2 separate regions of the Homo sapiens genome follow, and region 1 is linked to region 2. The links are chromatin contacts, found by POLR2A ChIA-PET in ENCODE. All regions are on one chromosome and are shown on one strand. Each heading gives the region's core, a stretch centred on a gene start or an enhancer-like site at or near the end of the contact. The rest is flanking DNA. Distances are from core to core; before and after follow the strand shown. Region 1 overlaps BICRA (BRD4 interacting chromatin remodeling complex associated protein). Region 2 holds the start of ZNF541 (zinc finger protein 541).

Region 1 (7,623 bases), core at 872-3,371, 65 kb after region 2:
CTCATTATGTATATGCAAATATTTCAAAACTCCTACAAAATCTGAAACCTGGAGCACTTCTGGTCCCAATTATTTCAGGTTAAGGGATGCTCAACCTGTATTATTATTTTGAGACAGAGCGTTGCTCTGTTGCCCAGTCTGGAGTGCAGTGGTATAATCATAGCTCACTGCATCCTTGACCTCCTGGGCTCAAGTGATCCTTCCTCCTCAGCCTCCTGAGGATCTGGGACTACAGGCATGTGCCACCATGCCCAGCTAATCTTTAAAATTTTTCTGTAGATTTGGGATCTTGCTTTGTTGCCCAGGTTGGTCTCCAACTCTTGAGCTCAAGTGATCCTCCTGCCTGGGCCTCCCAAGGTGGTACTGGGATTACAGATGTGAGCTACTGCGCCCAGCCTGTATTATTAATATTATTGAGATGGAGTCTCTGTCACCCAGGCTGGAGTTCAGTGGTGTGATCTCAGCTCAGTGCAACCTCTGCCTCTCAGGTTCCAGCGATTCTCCTGCCTCCACCACCTGAGTGGCTAGGATTATAGGCGTGCACCACCACACCCAGCTAATTTTTCTATTTTTAGTAGAGATGGTATTTCACCATGTTGGCCAGGCTGGACTTGAATTCCTGACCTCAGGTGATCCTCCGATCTTGGCCTCCCAAAGTGCTGGGATTACAGGCATGAGCCACTGCACCCAGCCTGTATTACTGTATTTAATATGCAACCTGGCTTCTGAATTTCTCCCTGTAACCTCACTTCCCACTGAGTCCTCTTCGTTCACTCACTTCAGCCACACCAACCTCTTCCTTCAAGGCAGGCATGAGTCTTACCCCAGGGCCTTTGAACTTGTTGTTCTCCTGCTGTGGGGCCCTCCTTCCCCTCCTTAGTCAAGCCTGCTCTTATCACCCTGTTTAAAATTGCAACTCCCTTGCGCGTCTCTCTCACTGCTTATTCTTCATAGCACTTCATTTTTGACATGCCATCTATTTTACATTGATTTTATTTTATTTTATTTTATTTATTTATTTTTGGGAGGGAGTCTCGCTCTGTCACCCAGGCTGGAGTGCAGTGGTGCAATCTCGGCTCACTGAAAGCTTCACCTCCCGGGTTCACGCCATCCTCCTGCCTCAGCCTCCCAAGCAGCTGGGACTACAGGCGCCCGCCACCACACCCGGCTAATTTTTTGTATTTTTAGTAGAGACAGGGTTTCACCATGTTAGCCAGGATGGTCTCAGTCTCTTGACCTTGTGATCCACCCACCTCAGCCTCCCAAAGTGCTGGGAATACAGGCGTGAGCCACTGCGCCCAGCCTGTTTTTATTTTTTGAGACAGAGTCTTGCTCTGTTGCTCAGGCTGGAGTGCATTGGTGCAATCTCAGCTCACTACAACCTCTGCCTGCTGGGTTCAAGTGATTCTCCTGCCTTGTTGAGACACATAATTCACATATCATAAAATCCAGCCATGTAAAGGGTACAATGCAGTGGTTTTTAGTATCTCCACAGAGTTGTGCAACGGTCATCTCTGTCTAGTTTGAGAACATTTTTTCTCACCCTAAAAGGAAACCTCATACCCACTACGAAGCCACTCCCCATCCCCTGCTCCTCCCAGCCCCAGCAGCCTTTATTTCGCTTCCTGTCTCCATGGATTTGCCTGTTGTGGGTAATTCACATAAACATGATCGTACACTAGCCGATCTTTTTGTGTCTGGTGTCTTTCTCTCTGCGTCATGTTTTCCAGGTCCACCGCTGCTGCGGCGATGCCTCATTCCTTTTTATGGCTGAATAATATTCCACTGGATGGATGGACCGGATTTTGTTGATCCATTCATCCGTGGATGGACATTGGGTCCATTCCCCTTTGGCTATTACAGAAGCTGCTTGGTGGCTGTTTCTTTAGCCAGGTGGAAGGTGGCATTTCCAGCCCCTCTCTGCCCGGGGCTGCTCTTCCACTGTGCTCTCTCGGCACCCACGGGTCTCTGCCTCCCTCCTCCCTCTATTCCTCTCTTCCCTCCTCCTCCTGCTCTTTCTTTGTGTATCTCCCCCTCCCCCAGCCTCAGCCAAGAGAGAGTGAGTCTGGAAGTAATTTCCAGGGAGCCCGGGGTAGGCCCTGAGGCAGCTCTGCTCCCCCCTCAGGGAGGCCTCAGCCTGCCCTGAACACTGGCCCCAGGGGAGGGACAGAAGGGACAGCCTGCTGCTTCTTCAGCTCCCGGGAAGGCATAGGGAGAGGGCCAAGCCTGGGAAACAGCTTTTCTCTGGGCTTTAAAAATTGTGTGCATTTATTTGATTTTTTTGGAATAGGGAACACATGCTCAAGTATAAAACTCAGATGGTACCAAGGATTTCTAGTGACAAGTCTCCTCCCTCCCCCAACTCCCAGCCACCTATACCCACGTCCTCTTCCCAGAGGCAACATGGTTAGGATTTTTGGGCCTCCTTTCAAAGAGATGTTCTGTGCATGTGTAAGCATCTCTGTCACTCGCTCTCTCTGTTTCTCTCTCTCTCTCTGTCACACACACACACACACACACACTTTTTAAGGCAGGTTTGTTTTGTTTTGTTTTGTTTTTGAGACGGAGTCTCGCTCTGTTGCCCAGGCTGGAGTGCAGTGGTGCAATCTCGGCTCACTGCAACCCCCACTCCCTGGTTCAAGTGATTCTCCTGCCTCAGCCTCCCAAGTAGCTGGGATTACAGGTGGCCGCCACCATGCCCGGCTAGTATTTGTATTTTCAGTAGAAACGGGGTTTCACCATGTTGGCCAGGCTGGTCTCGAACTCCTGATCTCAAGTGACTTGCTTGCCCTGGCCTCCCAAAGTTCTGGTATTATAGGCTGGAGCCACCATGCCCTGCCAACAGCAGGTTACATTAATACCATTCTGGCCTTTGTTTTTCCTTTTCAAAAATGTTTTAATGTTTTTGAGACAGGGTCTCGCTCTGTTTCCCAGACTGGAGTGCAGTGGTGTGATCACAGCTCACTACAACCTCCACCTCCTGGGCTCAAGTGATCCTCCCATCTCAGCCTCCTGAGTAGCTGGGACTACAGGTGTGCAGCACCATACCTGACTAATTTTTTTTCATATTTTTTGTAGAGATGAGGTTTCATCATGTTGCCCAGGCTGGCCTTGAACTCCTGACCTCAAGCAGTCCACCCCTCTCTGCCTCCCAAAGTGCTGCGATTATAAGTGTGAGCCATGATGCCTTGCACCCCACCCTGCATTTTTTTTTTTTTTTTTTTTTTTTTGAGACAGAGTCTCGCTCTGTCTCCCAGGCTGGAGTCCAGTGGTGCGATCTTGGCTTACTGCAAGCTCCACCTCCCGGGTTGACACCATTCTTCTGCCTCAGCCTCCCGAGTAGCTGGGACTACAGGCGCCCGCTACTACACACCAGGCTAATTTTTTAGTATTTTTAGTAGAGACGGGGTTTCACCGTGTTAGCTAGGATGGTCTCGATCTCCTGACCTCGTGATCGCCCGTCTTGGCCTCCCAAAGTGCTGGGATTACAGGCGTGAGCCACCGCGGCCAGCCAATTTTTTTTTTTTTTTTTTTTTTTTTTAAGAGACAGGGTTTCTCTGTGTCGCCCTGGTTGGAGTACAGTGTGGCACCATCATGACTCATTGCAACCTTGACCTCCTGGGCTCAAGGAATCCTCCTGCCTTCAGTCTCCTAAGTCACTGGGACTACAGGTGTGCACCACCACGCCCACCTAATTTAAAATTTTTTTTGTAGAGATGGGGTCTAGCTATGATGCCCAGGCTGGTCTCAAATTCCTGGTCTCAGGCAACCCTCCCACCTGGGCCTCCCAAAGTGTTGAGATTACAGGCGTGAGCCACCATGCCCAGCCTGCTGTTCTTTCTAACAACATATCAAGAGGCTCTTATTTACCAGGCTCAGCCTCTTTCACAGTGGCATGGTATTCCACTGGAAGGCCCTAACCTCTTGGGCCAGTCCTGCTTTGCCGGACACCTAGGTTAGCTTCACTCTGTCATAAGGCTACATTATTGAGCATCTCTGTGATTCACATCCAAAAATGAGAGTAACATTTATCCCTTTGTTAACTTATTTGACAGTAATTTACTGAGCTCCTATTGTATTGTATACCTGGCAGTTTTGGGAGTGGGGATGTGACATGAACAAGTCAAAGATCCCTGGCTGGGCACAATGGCTCACGCCTGTCATCCCAGCACATTGGGAGGCTGAGGCAGGCAGATCACTTGAGGACAGGAGTTCGAGACCGGCCTGGCCAATGTGGCAAAAATCTCTCTACTAAAAATAGAAAAATCAGCCAGGCATGATGGTGTGTGCCTGTAATCCCAGCTACTCGGGAGGCTGAGGCAGGAGAATCACTTGAACCTGGGAGGCGGAGGTTGCAGTGAGCCGAGATCATGCCACTGCACTCCAGTCTGGGAGACAGAGTGAGACTGTCTCAAAAGAAAAAAAAAAAAAAAAAATCCCTGCCTCTGGGGAGCTGACCTGCCAGTGGAGGATACTCAAAGTTGGGCTCATCAGACTGTACTGAGTGCTGTGGAAGAAAACAGAGGGAATGGGGGCAGAGAGGGCTGGCGGTGTGGGTGGTCATTGTAACCGGCCCTTGCTGAAAAGGTGACATTTGAACAAAGACCTGAAGGAGGCGAGGGAGCAAGCCCCATCAGTGTGAAGCCCTGTCAGGGTTCCTAGCTGCAAGAACAGCAGGTGCAAAGGTCCTGAGGCAGGGATTTGAAAACACTTACCCAGTGGCACAGCCAGTAAGTGGTGGAGCTGGGGTTTGAACTGGGTAGTCTGGAGTCAGAGTCAGATTTTTTTTTTTTTTTTTTTTTTGAGACAGAGTCTCACTCTGTCACCCAGGCTGGAGTGCAGTGACATGATCTTGGCTCACTGCAACATCCGCCTCCCGGGTTCAAGCGATTCTCCTACCTCAGCCTCCTGAGTAAGCTGGGACTACAGGCACCCACCACCACCATGCCTGGCTAATTTTTTTTTTTTTTTTTTTTTTTGTATTTTTAGTACAGACCGGGTTTCACTGTGTTAGCCAGGATGGTCTCGGTCTCCTGACCTTGTGATCTGCCTGCCTCGGCCTCCCAAAGTTCTGGGATTACAGACATCAGCCACCGCACCTGGCCAGTTTTTTTTAGTAAACTTTACTTAGGTATAATTTATGTACAGTGTGACACACCCATTTAAAAAGTATCATTGGATGCAATTTGATAAATGTGTACCATTATTAACCATCATCACGATCAGGATACAGAATGTTTCTGTTACCCCAAAAGGATCAATAATGCCCTTTTGTAATCAATCCTCCCTACCCCCTGGCTCAGGCAATGCAAAAATCTCTGCTTTCTGTAACTATAGATTCAACTTGTGTTTTCTAATCAGCACATTCAGGGAGTGTGTGATGCCTCCAGCTTTTTTCTTAGAATCTCACCTGTGGTCCTAGCTACTTGGGAGGCTGAGACGGGACAGTCGCTTGAGCCCAGCAGTTGGAGCTATGATCATGCCACTGCACTCCAGCCTGGGTGACAGACCGACACCCCATTTCAAAAAATATAAAATAAAATAAAAATTCAGCTATTCAGGGCAGGGTCTTTTGTGGTTTCATAGGAATTTTAGGATTTTTTTCTATTCCTGTGAACAATGCCATTGGAATTTTGATAGTGATTACATTGAATCTATAGACCAATTTGAGTAATATATATATATTTTTTCCTTGCAATATTAAGTATTCCAATCCATGAACATGGGATATCTTTCCATTTATTTGTGTCTTCTGTAATTTCTTGCATCCATGTATCATAGTTGTCAGTGTTCAGATCTTTCACTTCCTTGGTTAAATTTAATTTAATCTTTTTGATGGTATTGTAAATGCGATTGTTTCTTAAGTCCTTTTTTGGTTAGGTTCGTTGTTAGTGTGTAGAAACACCACTGATTTTTCCATGTTGATTTTGCAACTTTCTGCAATTTCAATTTGTCTGTTCTAGAGTTTGACATAAATAGAATCACACAGCATGTACTCTTTTGTATCAGGCTTCTGTTGCTCAGCATAGTGATTTTGAAATTCATCTATGTTATGTGTACCAGTAGTTCATTCCTTCTTTTGCTGGCAATATGCCATTATGCAGATATAATTTTTTCATCCATTCACCTGCTGATGGACCTTTGGGTTATTTCCAGTGTTTGGCTGCCATAGATGATGCTGCTTGAACATGCCTGTACGAGTCTTTGTGTGGACCTATGCTATCATTTCTCTTGGGCAAATACCTAGAAGTGGATTAGTAGGGTCAGATGATAAGGGTATGTTTAATTTTGTTAGAAACTGCCCACCTGGGCGCAGTGGCTCACACCTGTAGTCCCAGCACTTTGGGAGACTGAGGCGAGAGGACTGCTTGTGCCCAGGAGTTTGAGATCAGCCTGGGAACATGGCAAAACCCAGTCTCTACCAAAAATACAAAAAAATTAGCCAAGCATGGTGGCACGCGCCTGTAGTCCCAGCTACTCGGGAAGCTGAGGCAGGAGGACCTCTTGAGCCCTGGAGGTGGAGGTTGCAGTGAGCCAAGATCATGCTACTGCACTCCAGCCTGGGTGACAAAGTGAGACCCTGTCTCAAAAAGAAAAGAAAAAAGAAAAAGAAAAAAGAAAGAAAGTGCCAAATATTTTTCAAAGCAGTTGTTTACCACCAGCAATGGATAAGCATTCCAGTTGCCCCACATCTTCCCCACCACTTACCATTATCAGTCTTTATAATGTCAGACGTTCTAACGGGTATGTAGTAATATCTCATTATGGTTGTAGTTTTAATTTCCCTGATGACTAAAGATGTTGAACATTGCATTGATTTATGGGCTGTTTGCATACCTTCTTTTGCTCATTTTAAATTGGATCATTTGTTGTCTCTTTTGAGACGGAGTCTCGCTCCAGGCTGGAGTGCAGTGGTGCAATCTTGGCTCACTGCAACCTCTGCCTCCTGGGTTCAAGTGATTCTCCTGCCTCAGCCTTCTGAGTAGCTGAGATTACAGGCGCCCTCCACCATGCCCGGCTAATTTTTGTATTTTTTGTAAAGACAAGGTTTCGCCATGTTGGCCGAGCTGGTCTTGAACTCCTGACCTCAAGTGATCTGCCCACCTCAGCCTTCCAAAGTGCTGGGATTACAGGCATGAACCACTGTGCCTGGTCTGGAATTCTTTTAAACAGCCCTTTTTCTGGATGCTAAAAATTGACCTACAAAAGTAACTCTGTAACCAACCCAAATACATCTGGGGCCCCGGTGTGCTGCCCCTGACTGACAAAGTGAAGGCTTTGAATGTGGCTCTTTCTGCATCCTAGCGGCTCAGTCCAGGCCCTGGAGGGGCATCTGTCACCTGGGACACTGGCAGCATCCCTGGCATCCAGCCATGACCATCCCTTCTCACGGCGGGGCTGCTCACGGTGCTGTCCCTGGGGTCCCTGGCATTAGGCTGTGATGAGGTACTGGGGACACCAGCCTCCCACTGGGTGGCTGTGGACAGAAGAGCTCAGCAGAAGCCACACTGTCTGACTTTGAGCAGCCTGTAGGTTAGCTGAGAAAACAAGGCATACATTTTCATGGTTTTGCTTTTCTCGTGGTGGCCCTAACAGTTAACATCGGTTGTTTGCCATATCGGG
Region 2 (7,143 bases), core at 356-2,855:
GGCATCACTTAGATGGGACATACAATCTTTGCTTCACGACAATCCTTACTTCTTCCCTTTACCTGTGCCTTACCTGTAAGTATCTGAGTTGCCACCCTGAGCTAGGGAAGGAAAAACGTTTTTTGCAATAAACATCAATAAAGAAACACACATCAATCTATGTCTGCACTCCTCCTAACAGGTCAACATGCACAATAAATAGCCCTTTTCCCTGTTTGACTTCTCCAAAGCAGTAACTTGTATGATTACCATTAGTACGGACTTTGGTATTGCTTAGAAACCCTCTTGAGAAAGAACGAGATCTATCCAACAAAGCAGGTGTCTTTGGCTCAGTGCAAAGGAAGGAAACTCACCAGAAGAGCAAGTTAGTGAATCTCCAGGGAACAGGAGGACCCAGTTTAGGCCCCACAGGGAGGGGGTTCAGGTGACAAGCAGACCACTGGATATGTCCTCCTGGAACACTGAGTGGTAAATGCAGGATACTCCCAATTTCTTTTGCCCTGAAAGCAGGTGGTGGGAAGGAAGAAGCAGTCAGGACTTGGGTCCCAAAGAAACAAGAACAGAGATGTGAAAATGGAGAAGAGCAACAATTTTTGGAAGAAGGCAGAAAGCAGTATCAACAGCGGAGATTTGAGTGAGGAGGAAAGGTTTTTTTGGTAAGAAGAAATAATTGTTCCTTCTTTCCTTATTTTTCCCCCGTGGGAAGAGACCTAGAGAATTTTACCGGGAGAAACTTAATTAGGGCAGAATTGGTGATAAAATAAGGATATTTGCTGGAAAGTTGGGGGTAGGTGAGGAGGACTGGAAACATAAATATTAGACGAGAGAGAAACTGGAAGGAATTAGTTGGTTTGTTCTAAGCGAAGATATTCCAAAAAGGGGCACTCTAGGTGTGAAGAAAAAAATTTTGCTGGAAAGTGATCCTGAACGGATGAAAAAAAACTGGGTTAATTTTTTTTCTTTTTTTGCGCTAAGGGAAGTTACTTAAAGGAGGGGGAGGGGCATGTCAAGGAAAGGAGGAGAGATTTGGAGTTTTGCTGGAAGATCCTAAAAAGGGATAAATCTGGGTGCCCCAAAGTGGGACTATGGAGGAGGAAGGGGGATTCTGAGCAGAAGGGGCCTGGAAGAGGCTAGCGAATGCAAGGCCCAGATGCAGAAGGTGGGGAGGTCGGGTAGGGCCCGCGGCGCGAGCTGGGGGGCTGCGAGGGGGCAGTTGAGGCCCGGGGGGACGGAGTGGGAAAGAAAAGGGGGTGCAGCGGGCCAGGGGATCCTGAGGAGGGTCTTCTCCAAGGGGGAAGGGCCTGTGGGGTGCAGCGGGGCCCGGAGCTGTTGGGTTGCAGAAGATGCGTGCGTGACGCAGGGTGAGGGGCGCCCGCCGCGCCTGCTGCGCCCCTCGAAAGGCAGATGGGGCCCCCTAAAAAAAGAAATCAAGAAACGAATGAGATTGTAAAAAGGGGGAGGGGTTGAAAAAAGAGGAAATAATAGTAATGGGGGATAAGGAGGAAAGGGAGGGGCAGGGGCAGCAGCAACCGGGTTTTACCCGCCCCCGGGGGCTCGCGCGCCGGGCCTCGCGCCTGGCGCCTCGCGGGGCTCCCAGCGGCCTCCCGCCTTCCCCGCGCCGCCCGGGGCGCACGCGCAGCCCGGCCCACCCCCGGATCTCCTCGCTCACGCGCGGCGCAGGCGCGCGTACGTGACCGCGGGCCGCCTCACGCCTCCCAGAGCGGCCTCGCGCGTGCCTCCTGGCCGCGCGCTCTCGGCTGCTTCTCCGAGGGGCGGGGCTTGCCGCGGGCGGGAAAGGAGGCGGTTGGTCGCCATTTTGGGAGGGGGCGGTTGAGGGCGGAGAGTGAGAAGAGTGAGCCGGGGAGGAGCGGCGGGGGGAGGGGCCAGTCCCCCAAGACCCGCATCCCGAGGCCGAGAGTCCCGGGAGCCTCCACTCCAGCCATTGTTCCTGGTGGGCGGTGTTAGAACGCGGTGGCGGCCGCTGGATGGCTGCCCCCAGTCCCCGGAGGGGCCTCTGAGCAGCGTCCTGGTGCTGGGAGGCCGTATCGTCTGTTTCCGAGGACCCTGTCGCGAGCGCGGGAGTCTCTCAGGGTCTCTTCTGCGTCATTGGGTGGGGGAGATGTGGGGCGAGCTGCTCCTCCCTTTTTTTAAAATTTTTTTCAGAGACAGGGTCTCTCCCTGTTCCCCAGGCTGCGATCACGGCTGCCGCACCCTCCCCTTCCTGGGCTCAGGCGATCCTCCTGCCTCAGTCTCTTGAGTAGCAGCGACCACAGGCGGGCGCCGCCACACCTTGCTAATTTTTACATTTTTTTTAGAGATAAGGTCTCGCCATGTTGCCCAGGCTAGCCTGGTTCCCCTGGGCTCAAGCGATCCTCCTGCCTCAGTCTCCCAAAGCATTGGGATTATAGGTGAGAGCCACCGCGCCCAGCCTATTCCTCCCTTCTTTGGGGAAAGGCTGAGCCATCTGGGGCCCCTGCTCCGTGCTGAGCTGTGTTGGGAAGGGCGGTAGGCCCTGGTGCCGACTGGCCAAGGACCATCTTTTTTTTCTTTTTTTTTTTTTTTGAGACAGGGTCTTGTTCTGCCGCCCAGGCTGGAGTTCAGTGGTGCGATCTCGGCTCACTGCAATCTCCGCCTCCCGGGTTAAAGCGATTCTCCTGTCTCAGCCTCCCGAGTAGCTGGGATTACAGGCACGTGCCACCACGCCCGGCTAATTTGTTGTATTTTCAGTAGAGACGGGGTTTCACCATGTTGGCCAGGCTGGTCTTAAATTCCTGACCTCGGGTGATCAGGTGATCCGCCTGCTTCTGCCTCCCAAAGTGCTGGGATTACAGACCTGAGCCACCGTGCCCGACCTGGCCAAGGGGTTTGAACTGTCCTGCAACTGAGGCAGATAATTCATTCCTTAGAAACGGAGTGCTGAAGATCTGTGGAGAATGAGAGCAGATTAGTGGTTGCCCGGGGTGGAAAGGGGCATCGCGGATCTTATCTGGGTAATGGAAATATTCTAAAACTGAGCTATGGGCCAGGCGTGGTGGCTCACGCCTGTAATCCCAGCTCTTTGGGAGGCCAAGGTAGGAGGATCCCTTGAGCCTAGGAGTTTGAGACCAACCTGGGCAACCTAGTGAAACCCTGTCTCTAAAAAAAAAAAAAAAAAAAAATTAACTGGAGATGGTGGCATGCGCCTGTAGTCCCAGCTACTTGGGAGGCTGAGGCAGGAGGATCGCTTGAGCCTGGGAGTCCAAGGCTGCAGTGAGCTATATGATCAGGCCATTGCACCCCAGACTGGGGGATAGAGCGAGACTCTGATGGGGGAAAAAAAGGGTTATGGTGATGGTTGCACAACTCAGTAAATTTCTAAAAATCAGTAAGTATACACTTAAGTGAGTGACTTTTATGTAAATTATACCTCAAAGTTTTTTTTTTTTTTAATTGATTATTGGGGGAGGAAACAGAGGAAAGAAGAGGGCCTGTCATCTTGCTTTAGGATCCCTTCATTTAGCAAGTTTTTATTGGGTCTCTGTTCTAGGTGCTCAGATATAGTGTCTGGGTCAAACAGACATTCCTCTCCTCCTGGAACTTATGTTTTAGAGCAGTGCTGTTCAGTAGTAATAAAATGCAAACTTCAAGCACCAGCCACTTATGTAATTTTACATTTTCTAGTAGCCATGTTTAAAAGGAACAAAATGTAAAGAAGGCAGGTGTGGCGGCTGGCACTTGTAGCCCAGCTACTTGTGAGGCTGAGACAGGAGGATCACTTGAACCCAAGAGTTGGAGACTGCAGTGAGCTATGGCCCTGTCTGTGTAGAGCCACTGCACCAGCCTGGGCAACATAGTGGGACCCATTCTCTTAAAAAAAAAAAAAAATGGCTTGGGACGGGTGTGGTGGTTCACACCTGTAATCTCAACACTTTGAGAGGCTGAGGCAGGAGGATTGCTTGAGTTCAGGAGGTCAAGACCAGCCTGGGCAACACACCCAAACCTAAAAATCAAATAAATAAAAGTAAATAATAAAATAAAAGAGAAAGAAACACAAGTGAAATTAATTTGGTAATATTTAATCCCAAATATTTCAACACATTATCAGTATAAAAACTAAGAGATAATTTACACTTTTGGGGCTGTCTTTAAAACCCCACATATACAGTATTTTACATTCACGGGACATCTCAATTCAGACCAGCCACATTTCCAGGGCTCCATGGAACCTTGTAGCGAGTGGCTCTGGTACTGACAGCATACCTCTACAGGGGGACAAGCAAATGCATTTACTTTTTTTGTTGTATTTTTTTGATACAGGGTCTCACTATGTCACCTAGGCTGAAGTGCATTGTTGTAATCATGCCTCGCTGCATCCTTGACTTCCTGGGCCCAAGCTATTATACCACCTCAGCCTCCTGAGTAGCTGGTACTACAGGCCTGCACCACCACACCCAGCTAATTTTTTGTATTTTTAGTAGAGACAGGGTTTTGCCATGTTGGCCAGGCTGGTTTTGAACTCCTAGGCTCAAGCAGTCTTCCTGCCTTGGCCTCCCAACATGCTGGGATTACAGGAGTGAGCCACCGTGCCTGGCTGCAAATACATTTATAATGCAGTATGTTATACCTTGAAGAAAAACAAAGGAAAGAGGATGGGGTCAGAGGGTATTGTTTTATACAGGTCAGTAAAGGCTTCTCTGGTGAGATTGCATTGAGCAGAGATCTGAAGGAAGTAAGGAAGGGTCCTATGAAAATATCTGGGGGAAGAAGAGAGGGAACAGCACGTGCACAGGCACTGAGGCAGGAAGATGTGGAACCCTTTTGAAAGACAGCAGAGAGGCCAGGCATGGTGGCTTATGCTTGTAATCCCAGCAATTTGGGGGGCCCAGGTAGGCTGATCACTTGAGCCCAGGAGTTCGAGACCAGCCTGGCCAACATGTTGAAACCCCATCTCTACTAAAAATACAAAAAATTATCTGGGCATGGTGGTGCACACCTGTAGTCCCAGCTACTCGGGAGGCTGAGGCATGAGAATCTCTTGAACCTGGGAGGCAGCGGTTGCAGTGAGCCGAGATCACGCCATTGTGCTCCATCCTTGGTAACAGAGTGAGACTCTGTCTCAAAAAAAAAAAAAAAATCAGAAGAAGAGAGACCAGTGTGGCCAGAACCACGTGAGTGAAGAAACTAGGGGCAGATGGCATAGGGACTTACAGGTCATGCTAAGGCAGGAATTAAACTCCTGGAAACAATTTCAGAGGGTTCTTCCTTTATTTAGCACACTTTTTGTTTTGTGGGGTTTTTTGTTTGTTTCTTTTATTTTCTTTCTTTTTTTCTTTTTTCTTTTTCTTCTTTTTTTTCTTTTGAGACAGAGTCGCGCTCTGTAACCCAGGCTGGAGTGCAGTGGCACCATCTCGGCTCAATGCAACCTCTGTCTCCTGGGTTCAAGTGATTCTCCTGCCTCAGCCTTCTAAGTACCTGGGATTACAGGCTCGTGCCACCACGCCCAGCTAATTTTTTGTATTTTTAGTAGAGACGGGGTTCCACCATGTTAGCCAGGATGGTCTCCATCTCCTGACCTCGTGATCCACCCGCCTCAGCTCCCAAAGTGCTAGGATTACAGGTGAGAGCCACTGTGCCTGGCCTTCTTTTCTTTTTCTTGTTTTCTTTTTTTTTTTCGCTTATTTAGCACACATTTTAAAAATGCTTTGTTTCAGCCATGTAATCTCTCTTCTTGATGGAGGAAATAAGGATCCTAGCCACTGGACAGATGAGAATCTAGTTAAAAAACAGGACTTAAGCTCCTGAAATAAATTAGCATCTTCTGTCATTGATAGACATTGAACACTTCATGGACACAGAAGATAAATGCAACACATAAACAAAAAATTAGCATTAGCCAAGCATGCTTGTAATCCCAGCACTTTGGGAGGCCAAGGCAGGTGGATCACCTGAGGTCAGGAGTTCGAGACCAGCCTGGCCAACATGGTGAAACGTCCATCTCCACTAAAAATACAAAACTTAGCCAGGTGTGCTGGTGCGTGCCTGTAATCCCAGCTACGCAGGAAGTTGAGACAGGAGAATTGCTTGAACCTGGGAGGTTGAGTCTGCAGTGAGCCGAGATCGCACCATTGCACTCCAGGCTGGGCAACAGAGCGAGACTCTGTCTCAAATAAAAAAAAGCATTTAGCATTTATTTTAAAGGCCTACAAATTAAGGTGACAACCTAATAAAAAAAAAGAATATAAGATTTGAAGAGGCACTTCATACAAGAGGAAACATGAAGTGAGGACTAACCACAACAACAAGAGAATGCAAATTAAAACCAAAGATACCGCAGCACACCTACCACTTCGGTGAATCAAAAAACATTTTTTTTTTTCTGTTTGCTGAAGCAAGACGAACTGAGTATACAGGACTAGTGACAGGTAAAATTGGTAGAACCACACTGACAAACCCAGGGGTTAACTCTAGAAAACTTCTTGATCATGTGCGCCAAGAGATGCAACAGAAGAACAAGCAGCAATGTTTGTAATAGCAAAAAAAAGAACAGAAAAGAAAGGAAAGAAACAGATTGGATCCTGGATTCTGGATTGAATAATCCTGGAACAAGATAAATAAATAAATAAATAAATAGGCCAGGCATGGTGGCTCACGCCTGTAATCCCAGCCCTGTGGGAGGCCGAGGCAGGTGGATAACTTGAGGTCGAGAATTTGAGACCATCCTGGTCAACATGGTGAAACCCCATCTCTACTAAAAATATAAAAATTAGCTGGGCATGGTGGTAGGCACCTGTAATCCAGCTAAGGCTTAGGAGGCTGAGGCAGGAGAATCGCTTGAATTTGGGAGGTGGAAGTTGCTGTCAGTGAGCTGAGATGGTGCCACTGCACTCCAGCCTGGGAAACAGAGTGACAGTGACTTCATCTAAAAAAAAAAAAAAAGACATTACTTAAAAAACTAGAGAAATCTCCAACAAAGGCCAGGCATCTGTAATTCCAGCACTTTGGGACCCCAAGGCAGGAGGATCACTTGAGCTCAGGAGTTCAAGACCACCCTGGGCAACTTGGTGAGATCCTGTCTCTACGAAAAAATTTTAAAAGTTACCCAAGCATAGTAGCACACACCTGTGGTCCCAGCTACTCCACAGGCTAAGGCGAGAGGATTGCTTT

The links. ChIA-PET counts read pairs that join two places held with the same protein, here RNA polymerase II (POLR2A).
Region 1: POLR2A ChIA-PET joins it to region 2 with 10 read pairs in BJ. The contact joins the enhancer-like site here to the promoter of ZNF541 in region 2. POLR2A ChIA-PET finds 5 or more read pairs at or near these places in 5 of 52 experiments (BJ, CD4-positive, alpha-beta T cell, RWPE1 and 2 more).

Annotation. Positions count from the first base shown.
Region 1 is chr19:47,636,115-47,643,737 of GRCh38, forward strand. All of the region lies in intron 1 of BICRA (BRD4 interacting chromatin remodeling complex associated protein), which reads left to right. Among named protein-coding and RNA genes, the nearest start is that of BICRA, 31 kb to the left of the region's middle. Within about 2 kb of position 2,122, at least 3 of the 41 ENCODE cell types and tissues checked have a DNase peak (open chromatin) inside an H3K27ac peak, as active enhancers do.
Region 2 is chr19:47,571,543-47,578,685 of GRCh38, forward strand. ZNF541 (zinc finger protein 541) reads right to left here and starts at 1,606. Exons shown (of 17, transcript NM_001277075.3): 1 at 1,541-1,606; 2 at 354-500. RefSeq lists an enhancer at 6,333-6,412.